2 separate regions of the Mus musculus genome follow, and region 2 is linked to region 1. Evidence: chromatin contacts called from ENCODE POLR2A ChIA-PET data. All regions are on one chromosome and are shown on one strand. Each heading gives the region's core, a stretch centred on a gene start or an enhancer-like site at or near the end of the contact. The rest is flanking DNA. Distances are from core to core; before and after follow the strand shown.

Region 1 (5,690 bases), core at 2,215-4,714:
TACACTACTAGTAAATTTATAGATGAAACTGCCCTCTATATTTAATAGCATCCAAAAATAGCTTTTCTTCCCAGTCTTTGCAGAACTGTCTCGAGCATGGCCATCATCAGCTTCTGCCGGCCTGCTTGCCTACCACTATATTATCGTTTCCTCTCATCTAAACTCTGTTCAAAACAGCCTCTGGAAAAACTCGAGCCAGTATTTTTAGTTTATAGTCCATTAGGACAGTGTTTAATCTTATAATCTCTAAAGGAGTTCGAGTCCACCCAAGCTCTTATCAATTGTCTATCAGTGCGTTTGGTCACCATTATGAACAATGGACCAAAGCACGTGAGGAGTTTGAAGAGGCATGGAGGACACTAAAGCTGTCTTCCTGGACGTGGGTGGGAAGGGTTCCTCCAGACAGGAACAAATACACACGTCTACTTTGAGATGATAAGTATTTTAGCACCTCAGCAAATTTGTTGTTAAGATTACAAGTGAACAATAAATAAAAATAAAGGTTGTGTACTATTCTGTAATCTTTTTGAGATGACTTTGTGCTATCATGTCTAGCTCAAGAATTTGAAATGCCAGTTTAAAAAAAAGGTAAAGAAATATTAAGAGTTTATGAATTTCATGGAGTCAATAACTGGAAGGAATTTGGAAGCATACAAAGGATTCATCTCCATTTGCCTAAAAAATGGCCTCTTTCCCTTATTAACACAAACGGCTTCATATTTAGTTCTTTTTCTAAGGAAAAAAAAATGATGTTAGGATAAAGGAGCAAGGGAATTGACAGAGAAACAAAAAAGGTTATTCCACAATTATACAAAATGTCCATTTTAATAGATAAGCAGGAACAAAAAGCTTTGAATTTGTTAAACTCTTTGTAATACATAACTCCATTTAAAATACTGACTTTCGCTCATTCTCATTGTTACCTAATAACAAAAATGCTACAAACCAAATCTTGATTTCCAACTACAAAGAGTCTACCGCTAAAAATAAACATAAATTAACATAACCATGGCCCAGGTTAATGAAGTTTCTAGGCCTAGTAGGCATTCATTTTCTCTCAGCACCAAATACAGTGTTTTGTTGAAATAGTACCCAGGCAGAGCCTGTAATCCTAGCAATAGGAGGGTGGGCAGGAGTATGAGTTCCAAGCTAGTCTAGGCTATTAAATAGCAAAACCCATTCGAGCCCTCATTCCCATCCCTAAGTCCCACTAAAAATACGTTTTATGCTATTGCAAATGTGCTTTAAAGACGCAGGATAGAGAGCTTTAACGAATATTTACCAGAAGCATTTGTAATTCCATTTTTTATTTTTAAAAGGACGACAAAATGCAACGTGAAGTATAGAAAATGACCTTTCAGTTTCATACAGAACAAAATACTAAAATTACTAAGAATACTTATATTTGAAAAGGCAACCCTCACCAGTAAGATTACTTAAACTCTCTCACGGGATGTACAGACAGGGAGGGTAATGAACACAAAGAATCTAAGGAGAAGGTTTGACAGGGCCCTTCCGTTCAGACTGTGATGCAGTCCTTAATCGCTGTCTGCCTAGAAACCCTAAGTGTTCCTGGGTGTTATTCACTTGCTTTCAAACTCTGAGAATGCTGTAGTCTTCTATTCAGACCCCCCAAACTTTATGTTTTGTCTGAAATAATCAACACTCCTACCTGTGGTGCCTTCAGAGCCTAACCTGTCCTTGTTACCCATACCAGTGACACTCAGGGCCTCCTAGTTGGCTTACAGGAGGGAACTGCCACCTTACGTAAGCATACTTTGCAAGGAGAAAGGCAGATATAAGAAGGCGTCAAACCTTCTCCTCCACCAGTGGCTGGCACACCCCGAAAGGAGTGTCCTTTCAGGGGCTCCCCCCCCCCCCGCAGCAGTTCTGCTGCGGGGAGTGGGGGAGGGGAAGAGCTTTCAAACAGTCATCTCTTCCTCTTCGGGCAGCCAACGCCGACCGCACCACCATCTCCTCCGCCCAAACCCGGTCCCCTCCCCCGCCCTGCCTGGGTCCCCGCCAAACCCCACAGGAATGCAGCCGGTCACATGCGCTGCGGCGGCGGTGGACGTGCCTCTCCCCCCGCGCCCCAAGGAGACCCAGCGCCATCTTGCCCTGACGCAGTTACAAAAGTCACAGGAGAAATTGCGCCTCCACGGCCGCACCAGCGCCCCAAAGTCTCGCAGAGGCCGAGCCAGGGCCCTCACCTCGCGCAGGGAGAGGAGCAAAAGGTCGGGGAAGAGCCTTGCGACTTCCTTCGGCACTGCTTGGGTTCCACAGAAGACGCGGCGACAACGATCACCGTCATCACTTCTCACTCTCTGCCTTTGCAACAGCCACCCCCGACGACTCTGGCCCCACCCGCTGCTGCAGCATGAGGTCATCGTCAGCCAATCCCTACGCGCCCGACAGAAATCACCAGACGCCGATTGGCTGCCGACACCGCCTCTGCCTCTCCCCACTCCTCTTACGGAGCACCCAAGGTCGTGCTGCGGGCCAAGAAGACGGAAACCGCCATTCCGGGGAAAGGCCCCCAAAGCCAGATCCGTAATCGCTGTGTGATTTTAGTGGAGAACCCTGTTTTGTTCCTTGGCCTCCCCTTTTCGGTTCGAGAAACCAGCTCTGTCCCTCCCTCGTTTAATCACCGCCACACAAACGAACTCCCGCTCCCCGCCCAGCACACTGTCCCGCGGCGGGGAATCCTTCCCCGGTGCTAAGAAGTATAGGAGGCGGCGGCAGCGACTGCACCGGCAGCGGCAACGGCAGCTTTTACCCCATACACGGTGGCAGGGAGGCGGCGCTGACGATGGCTGCAATTTTTTCTGCGGCTTCTCCCCCCGACCTCTTGCGTTTCTCGCTCCTCCATCGAGACAGCGCGGGACTCGCCAGCTCCGCTTTTATCCGGTGCCCGGAGCCTGCGCACTGGAGCCTCCTCAGCCACTAGTGGGCGTCGAGTGACAATCCGACCGGGCTCACCCTGAGCTGGCAGGCCAGGCCGGGGGGAGGGGGCTGCCGGGACTGAGGCTGCTTGGGGGGTAGGAGCAAGTGCATCACCTTAGGAAGTGATGGGAGGGGGGTCGTCCCCGTCCCTGCTGTCATCCTTCTACCCACTAGTAGCATCCTCACGCTCACCTACATCCAGGCTTGAGGGCTACTCGGGGACAACGGGTAAAGAGCCAAGCCCACCAGCTAGCAAGACCTCCCCAACCGTCGGCGGATGGATGAATGCACCTGTTGTGGGAAAGACGGAGTGTCTGGCCAGCTCGCGGCCTCTAGCGTGACGTCTCCACGCCTCGGCGGAGAGGCCGCGTCGGGCCGCAGCCCATAACCAAGATGGCGGCGAGTAGCTTCGTCCCCTCCCCCCTGCCCCTGCGGAGCGGGGCGGGCGGGCCCCGTGCGCTTGCCGCCGCCGCCGCCGCCGCTGCCGCCGCCGCCGCCGCCGTCGCCGCCGCCATTTTCCCAGAGCGAGAAGCAGTGACACTGAGCGGGCGCAGGGGGCCGAGTCGGAGATCGAGCCTGCGTTCGGGAGCGGCAGCAGAGGGGGCATAGACACTCGGAGCAGCCTCAGCGTCTCCTCGTCATTCCTGCCGTGGCCCGCAGTGCCCGACTCTTGGGTTCCCACTGAAGACGCTGCGCGCTGCTGCTTGGGGAGGGGGTGTGGAGTCGGTTCTGCGACCGCAGTGGCTGTCGTCGGGGGTCGACCGAGCGCTGAGGTGTGGAGAACCTCGCCCGGGGTCGAGCCGATAACAGGGTTCGGGTGTCTGGTGTGTGACCATCACAGGTCAGTGCCTGTCGTGTCTGTGGGTGTCGTGGGGTCCACGGTGGGGGGACTTAGGGCTCTAGGGAGAGAGGGTCGCTGTCCTTCGGGAGCCGGGCGTCCACACTGAACCCCAGGCGCCTGTGCTGGGGCCACGTCGCTTGTGGAAATGGAATTTGTCCTTTCTCCTGCCTGTCCCTGGCACTGGGGCATTATGGCGGGTTTTGGGGTTGTGGAAGGGGAAACTGGCAGTTAAACCCCCTTGAGAGTGGGAGTTAGGGAGGGGGCGCCCTCCTCCCTGGTAGCGGATTCAGGCCTCCGGGGTGAGGAAGGAGGCTTGTGACTGGTGTCGGAGAGGTCCCGCGAGCTGCCAGCTCTCCCCTCCTCCAGCTGCATCTTGTTCGGGTGCAGAGAGAAGACGTTTAGGCCCCATTTTCTTCTTCCTGCCCTTGTTCCCTGCCATTCGGTGGCATAATGTTCTCTTAAATGTGAAAGGGGTTAAAAGAACGCCTTGGGCATCTCTCTTTGTAGGAGAGAGACCGCTCCTCATCCTCTCCGGAGAGGGTAAACCCGCCCCTAAGGTGGTCACCCCAGTCAGTACCCAGCCTTCGCAGTCTCCTCCCCCGCTCTTCTTGCCTTACTGCCGTCCTTTACTGTGCCAGAGCCTTAGAATCCACAATATGGCTCATTTCAGGAAAGCTTATTTTGACCGAAGGATTGGCACCGACGCGGTGGCAGCAGACAGAGATGAGAAACAAACGGTTCCCTGTGCTAAACGGGGGAGGAGGGAGAGAAAAAACAATCCTGGGTGCTTGCCTCACTGGCTTTAGTTCCGCCTAGATCCGCCCTATCTAGACTGTCTCTCAAGAATGATCAAATTTAAAGTCAAAGGGAAATCACTGGAGTTAGTTCTAAAGTAAATTTCGGTGTTGCTTATTTTATTCATCCTTTAGAGATGAAGATAATATATATGTGTTTGCAGTTCTGGAGACCTTGGAGAAGAATCAAGTGAGGTGCATTCAGCTCTAGGTTGAAGATAGCAATACCTAATTGGGAAACAGTCTCCCTTTCCCTTTAATTTCTGAGATGGAGAGTAAAAACTGTAATTTCCCTCTTTTGTCCTTTACAGATTCTAAAAATGGCGGCCCCAGGCTGATGTTGTGGTAATCTAATCAGCTCGGGTCCTCCACACCCCATGCAGTGCGTTTGTCTGCAGTGTATTACAAGCGTATTATGTTTACATGAAAAAGATTGGGCTTGCCCCCCCCTCCTCCAAGCCATTTACAAAAATTCGTCAATTTTATTGCAAATTACAGTGTTGTGTTATAGTTGATTAATTTTATTGGGTTTTCCTAAGAGGCAAATAAAACAATACCACTTTTGAAAACAATAAGACATTTGGCCTTGGAAATTTCATGGTCGGGGGGCTTTTAAACATTAAACATTTATTCGATGCAGATAATAGTCTGTGTTGACTTTAAATCGCCCATTTTTAACTAATATGTCAAAGTAAAATGTTTTGTTAAGTAGCCCATTTTGCATGATTGGGAATTTTTACCTTCAGTTAAACATTTCTCACTCAACTCCTAACTAATTTTGTATATTTTGGTTCTTGTATTCTGTTTTGGAGTAAAATTTAGGGAGCTGTACAAACAGACCTAAACCTGTTACTCACTGGATATAAGGATTCTTTTCTTCCTGTTTTTTGTGTTGCCTCTGTTTTCTCCTGTATTTAAAGCTTTAATCATTTCCAGTTGCTTGTATATGTGGTAAGGTGACACTCCGTGCTTTGCTGCCTCTTAAATTTGTCTTATTGCATACTATCATCATTATGTAAGTTAAAAAATAAGGCTTTGGTCTTCATTCCTTCCCCCATGCCCAGTTCCTTATTGGATTGGGGGATTTGTTGTGATAGTCCTTAAATAAAAGC
Region 2 (5,690 bases), core at 1,317-3,816, 410 kb after region 1:
TAGACCACAATACTTCTAACAACCCAAGACTGTAATGACTGGTGACGTTATGGGTCATCCACTTCCTAATGACTTAATACCAATTAACATATGAGCATCTGTCTTCAAATGTTGATATTCAAGAGCATTACCTTAAAACCGACGGTTCAGGCATTCCAGGATCTGCACCCCTTGTAAATCCTGAAGGAAAAAAAATAAGAACTTTCAAATGAAACAATTACGAGTCCAGCAGACAAAATGTCTACAATCCAATCTGGGACACCCGTCTCAGCTGACTTGTGCTGCTGAAGGTTTCTAGTTTCCACCAGAAAGTGGAGCAGCAACCATGACCATTCGTTCATCAGAAAGGACAGTTGTTTCCACTGTGCAGTTAGCAGATCATCTTAGCATGGCTTACTTTTACAGTCACTCCCAAGACTATTACAAGTCCCAAATCACACTGGAAAACTCCAAAAAGCTTAAAGAAAGAGGAAAATGACACCTTTTCTGAAAGAGTAATTGAGAATATCTTACTTTATCTTCCACAAACTACTCTCTTGATAAAGCAAGCCTCAAGATAGAAAAGGAGGGAAAATAATTTAATATTATTTATCTACCTATTTAGAGCAATATACCTTTACTATTTAAATACAATTTAAACTCTGTTGATGATATATATTAATTTCCTGAATAAATGATTAACAGGCACACAGGCACATACACAGAAGTGCTGGGAGGGCAGCCCTATCAGCATCAATCTTAAATTCCCTACTGGATGCCATGACAAGCCCCAGGAAAGGAACCAATGTGAAGCATCCAGTTCTCAGACCCAAGATTCTGACAAGTAGCTACAGCTTCTAGCTATGGACATAGCTGTGCACAACTTTAACACATTGTTCAGAAGTTGAAGGCAGGAGGAGCTTGAAATTACAGCCAAGCCAGCCTAGGCTGCATGAAAGGGGCTCATCTGGCGGTGGTGGGGGCAGAGGTGTATCTCAAGAGGAGAGCCTAGTGCACCTGTAGTTCCAACTACACCATAGATGAGGCTGAATTGCGAGTTCACCCAGCCTTACCTACAGGCAAACTATGAAAATGGAGCGGGGCTCAAAGAACTGTATGGACAACCCGGCCTACAAAAGTAGAGCCAGCAGTGGGTGGTGGCGCACGCCTTTAATCCCAGCACTCGGGAGGCAGAGGCAGGCGGATTTCTGAGTTCAAGGCCAGCCTGGTCTACAGAGTGAGTTCCAGGACAGCAAGGGCTATACAGAGAAACCCTGTCTCGAAAACAAACAAACAAAAAACCCCAAGCAAACAAAAAAAGTAAGCTGTCACAATTATCTATCTGATACCTATATAATATCACTGTCTGAGATTTTCTTTTCTTTCAAAATAGAGGAGAAAAGAGCTGTATGTGACGGTGCAGGCCTGTAATTCAAACACTGGAAAGGTAGGGAAAAAAAAAAAAAGAGAACCAGGAGTTCAAGGCCAGCTTGAGCAACATGAGGCACTGTCTCATCAGTAATACTTAGGAACACCAAGAAAAATACTTGTCCTATCAAAATATCCAGGTTATCACAGCTCACATACTTCTCACAGGTACAACAGCTGCCTGGAGAAATGTCCAGCCTAGTTAAAGGCTCTGCCAAGACTACAAATGAATGTATTTTATCTTATATAATGCAAGTCATGTAAAACAAACGAGAAGCAGCACCTTGTGAGGGTCCTGCTTTAATGAGAAACGCCAGATTCCATATTAGAGCTCTGAGACCTGGAGCTAAAATCCTCTGCTGTTTACCTTACGGGATGAATAAGGCAATTAAGATAAAAAATTGTAAAACTACTCAACCAGGAACAGAACCAGTTCCAGAGTGTAGCCCTAGGTGAAAATATTTGCCTGGACACTTGGGCAAGGAAAGTACAACTTTATGGCTGTCTTTCCCTGCAAAATGGGGTCTGTAACTTTCGGGAGAAAAAAAAAAATCACCGAAATCCTTCATTATACAAGAAAAGCGTAGGCATCCAATGGTCACAATCATGCTTTTAGGCAGTGACGTTTTAACCTGGTTACCGTCTTCCCACTTAGGCTAACCTACAGGAGGGAAACGTTCTAAAAGTCAAATAGAGGATTAATCTTTCTTTAGGGGTCATATAAACCTAAAACCAATCTTGAAAGGTCTTGCTTTTATTTTACAGATTTAAGTAGGGAATATAAGGGATTGTGTGACTGGTTAAACACTACTCAAATAGCTAAAAGGAACTGGAAGATGGTTTTTCGAGCCCGGGCAGACAGCCTCGGAAATCGTGGACAACGCGGAGGCCGGGTTTAATTTCCTAGCCCCGGATGGCAAAAAAGGAGACTCAGACCCCACCAACCCCTGCCCTGCGGCTCCTCCCAAGTTCTTCAATCACTGACCCAGGTAAATCACGAGAGGAATAAAGCCCCAGCGGATGGCAAACTGGCCGCCCTTGAAGAGCTGCTGCAGCCTCTGTTTGGCTTCTTTGCTCAGCTTCACCATGGCGACGACGGACCAGCGGAACGAGGAGCCCAACAACCACCACCGTGTCCGGATCCCGGAAGGGAGAGGAGCTGCGCATGCGCCACGTGGGGCCTTTACGGCAGGAGTCGTGAGGCATCGCCGACAGAGGCCGTAATCCGTCGCCTTCCAGCAACCTAGCTCCGCCTTGCGGGTTCACTGCTCCCGCCTCGTTTTTGTTGTTTTATTGTTGGGACGAATCCGGCTTTTCCTGGAGGGGCGGGGCGGGAATTGTCTTTCCAGATAGGGGCTCCCTGTTTAAGACTTTGCTGCCCTTGAACCCATGGAGCTGCTACTGCATCAGCGTCTCGAGTGCTGGGATTCAATGCGCGCTGTTTGCTGAAGATTGCCAGACGCGCTCACTTGAGGCCTACTTTTTTATCTACAACTACCTTTATTTTTTTCCAGCATCTTTCCAGAGTTTTAAAGCACACATCCCAGCGATGATCTTTGAGAAAGAAGGAATGTTATTTTATATACTGTTCTGTTATCTTGGCTAAGTTCCTTACTATCCCAGAATCAGTTTCTTCTATGGCTGCTAAAACCGGACGTCACCGGGCACTCTTCCAGGTTTCCTTCTACTTTGCACCCGTTCTCTGTTTTTCATTTAACAACATTTTCAAATCTGGGAAGTTCGCGTGAAATCTGGGTTTATTTGTCTGTTTTTCTTTGACACTTCTGGCTTCTAGACTTACATCTCAAGGACTGCCAAGGAACTTAATGAGATCACTGGGCACAAGGGGTTCATGGGAGTTAAGCTACATTTTTACTATAAAGGAAGTTATAGACTTTTGTGTGTGAGAGTCCCAGAAAACTGCAGTTTACATCTGGGAAGGAGTAAAGTCAGATATGCTTAAGCCTTGAGTGTGGTCACTGTTTCAATATTCTTAGTTGAAAATAGTTCTGTATAAAAGGAGTACTGCCCCGTAACAGCAAATGCTGTTAAATGTCAGGGGAGTCTTTGCTCGGCTGGTGGGATTCTTCAGCCAGACGGGACACCTTTCACTTCCCATGTCTCCTTAATTCTGTCTTTCTCTCCTGCCCCACTGCATTCATCCTCAAAGAATACATTTTTATTAATACAATGCAATGAAAAAAAAAAACCAACAATAAAGAACATAGGTGTAGAAAATGCGACTCTAGGATCAGAAGTGCCAAGATTTTAGTCGAATTCTGCAATTGACTTGAAATAAGAAACTTGTGAATTGGCTGATCCCATAGCAAAGCATCTAATTAGTTCACCATGGTTACTAGGAAAGCAGTGCTCTGATCCTAAAATGCAGTGATGTAAATGAGCCAAATGAGAACAGAAATTTTTATGCATCTTGTTTCTCAAAATACTCTGTTTAGAAATACACAATAGAGGGGTTGGGGATTTAGCTCAGTGGTAGAGTGCTTGCCTAGCAAGTGCAAGTCCCTGGGTTCGGTCCTCTGCTCTGGAAGAAAAAGAAGAAAGAAGAAAGAAAGAAAGAAAGAAAGAAAGAAAGAAAGAAAGAAAGAAAGAAAGAAAGAAAGAAAAGAAAGAAAGAGAAAGAAAGAAAGAAAGAAAGAAAAGAGAAAGAAAGAAAGAAAGAAAGAAAGAGAGAAGAAGAAAGAAGAAAAGAAGAAGAGGAAGAAGAAGGAAGAAGAGGAAGAAGAAGGAAGAGGAGGAGAAGGAGGAGGAGGAGAAGGAGGAGGAGGAGGAGGAGGAGGAGGAGGAGGAGGAGGAGAAGAAGAAGAAGAAGAAGAAGAAGAAGAAGAAGAAGAAGAAGAAGAAGAAGAAGAAGAGAAGGAGAAGAAAGAAAAGAAAGAAATACACAATAGAGCTGGGCGTGGTGGCACACACCTTTAATCCCAGCACTTGGGAGACAGAGGCAGGCAGATTTCTGAATTCAAGGCCAGCCTGGTCTACAGAGTGAGTTCCAGGACAGCCAGGGCTACACAGAGAAACCCTGTCTCAAAAAACCAAAACAACACCACCACCAACAATAACAAAACAAACTAACATATTCAGCAAAGATCCTAATAGGAACACAAAGGCCAGAGAATCAGGGGCACTCAGCTCTTACTCACCTTAGCCATCTTTCAGTCACTTCTTTGTAAAACTGTTTATTATTATTATTATTATTATTGTGTGGTGTGTATGTGTGTGTTTGTGTGCATCTGTGTGGTGTATATGTGTGGTGTGTGTGTGTGTCTCTGTGTGTGTTGTGTGTGTGCATGCTGTGTGCTGTATATGTATATGTGTCTGTGTCTGCATGACTGTGTGGTGTGTCTCTGTCTGTGTGTGTGTGTCGGTGGTGTGTGTGTGTATGTATGTGTATGATGTGTGTGTGGTGTGTGTGTGTGTCTGTCTGTCTGTGAGGAATGATGTGTGTGTATGTACTTGTGTGTGTCTGTGGTGTGTGTGTGTGTGTGTATGTATTTCTGTCTGTCTATCTCTGAGGTATGTGGTATACGTATTTGTGTGTCTGTGGTGTGTGTGTGTCTGTGTGTCTGTCTGTGAGGTGTGTGGTGTGTGTGTGTCTGCCTGTTTGGGAGGTATGATGTGTGTGTATGTGTCTGTGTGGTGTATGTGTGTGTCTGTCATCCTGTGAGGTGTGTGGTGTGTCTGTCTATGAGGTGTTATTTGTGTCCTTGTAGTGAGTGGTGTCTATGTGTGGTGTATTTGTTTCTCTGTATGTGTCTCTTTGTGTGGTGTGTGTGTGTGTGTGTGTGTGTGTGTGTGTGTCTGATTGTCTGTCTGAGAGGTATGTGACATGTATGTGTCTGTGATGTGTGTGTCCGTGGTGTGTGGATATGTGTGGGTCTGTGGTTTGTGTGTGTGTGTGGTGTGTCTATGTGCATCTGTGGTGTGTCTGTCTGTCTGTGAGGTGTGTGGTATATGTATGTCTGTGTGGTGTGTGTCTGTGTAGGTCTGTGGTGTGTGTATATCTGTCTATGAGGTGTGAGGTGTGTGTGCATGTGTGTGCATGTGCATGTGTTTGTGTGTGTGTATACAAGCACATGCCATAGTGTACGAATGCAGCTCAGAGGAAAACTTTGAGATGTCTTTCTCCTCCTTCCACCCTTCCATGGGGTCTGGGATTGAACTTTTCAAATACTGACCCACTGATCCACCTCACTGCGCACTTCTCTGCCCTTCTTTCCTCTCTGTCCTCAGCCCTGCTACTTCCCGATTATTCTCAGGGATCAGAA

Evidence for each region. ChIA-PET counts read pairs that join two places held with the same protein, here RNA polymerase II (POLR2A).
Region 2: POLR2A ChIA-PET joins it to region 1 with 14 read pairs in embryonic stem cell. The contact joins the promoter of Tomm7 here to the promoter of Kmt2e in region 1. POLR2A ChIA-PET finds 5 or more read pairs at or near these places in 2 of 5 experiments (Patski and embryonic stem cell).

Annotation. Positions count from the first base shown.
Region 1 is chr5:23,431,000-23,436,689 of GRCm38, forward strand. Kmt2e (lysine (K)-specific methyltransferase 2E) reads left to right here and starts at 3,465. Exons shown (of 26, transcript NM_026984.2): 1 at 3,465-3,784. 5031425E22Rik (RIKEN cDNA 5031425E22 gene) reads right to left here and starts at 2,337. Exons shown (of 3, transcript NR_165300.1): 1 at 2,211-2,337.
Region 2 is chr5:23,841,579-23,847,268 of GRCm38, forward strand. It overlaps Tomm7 (translocase of outer mitochondrial membrane 7), which reads right to left and starts at 2,567. Exons shown (of 3, transcript NM_025394.3): 1 at 2,393-2,567; 2 at 132-180. The coding sequence starts at 2,495.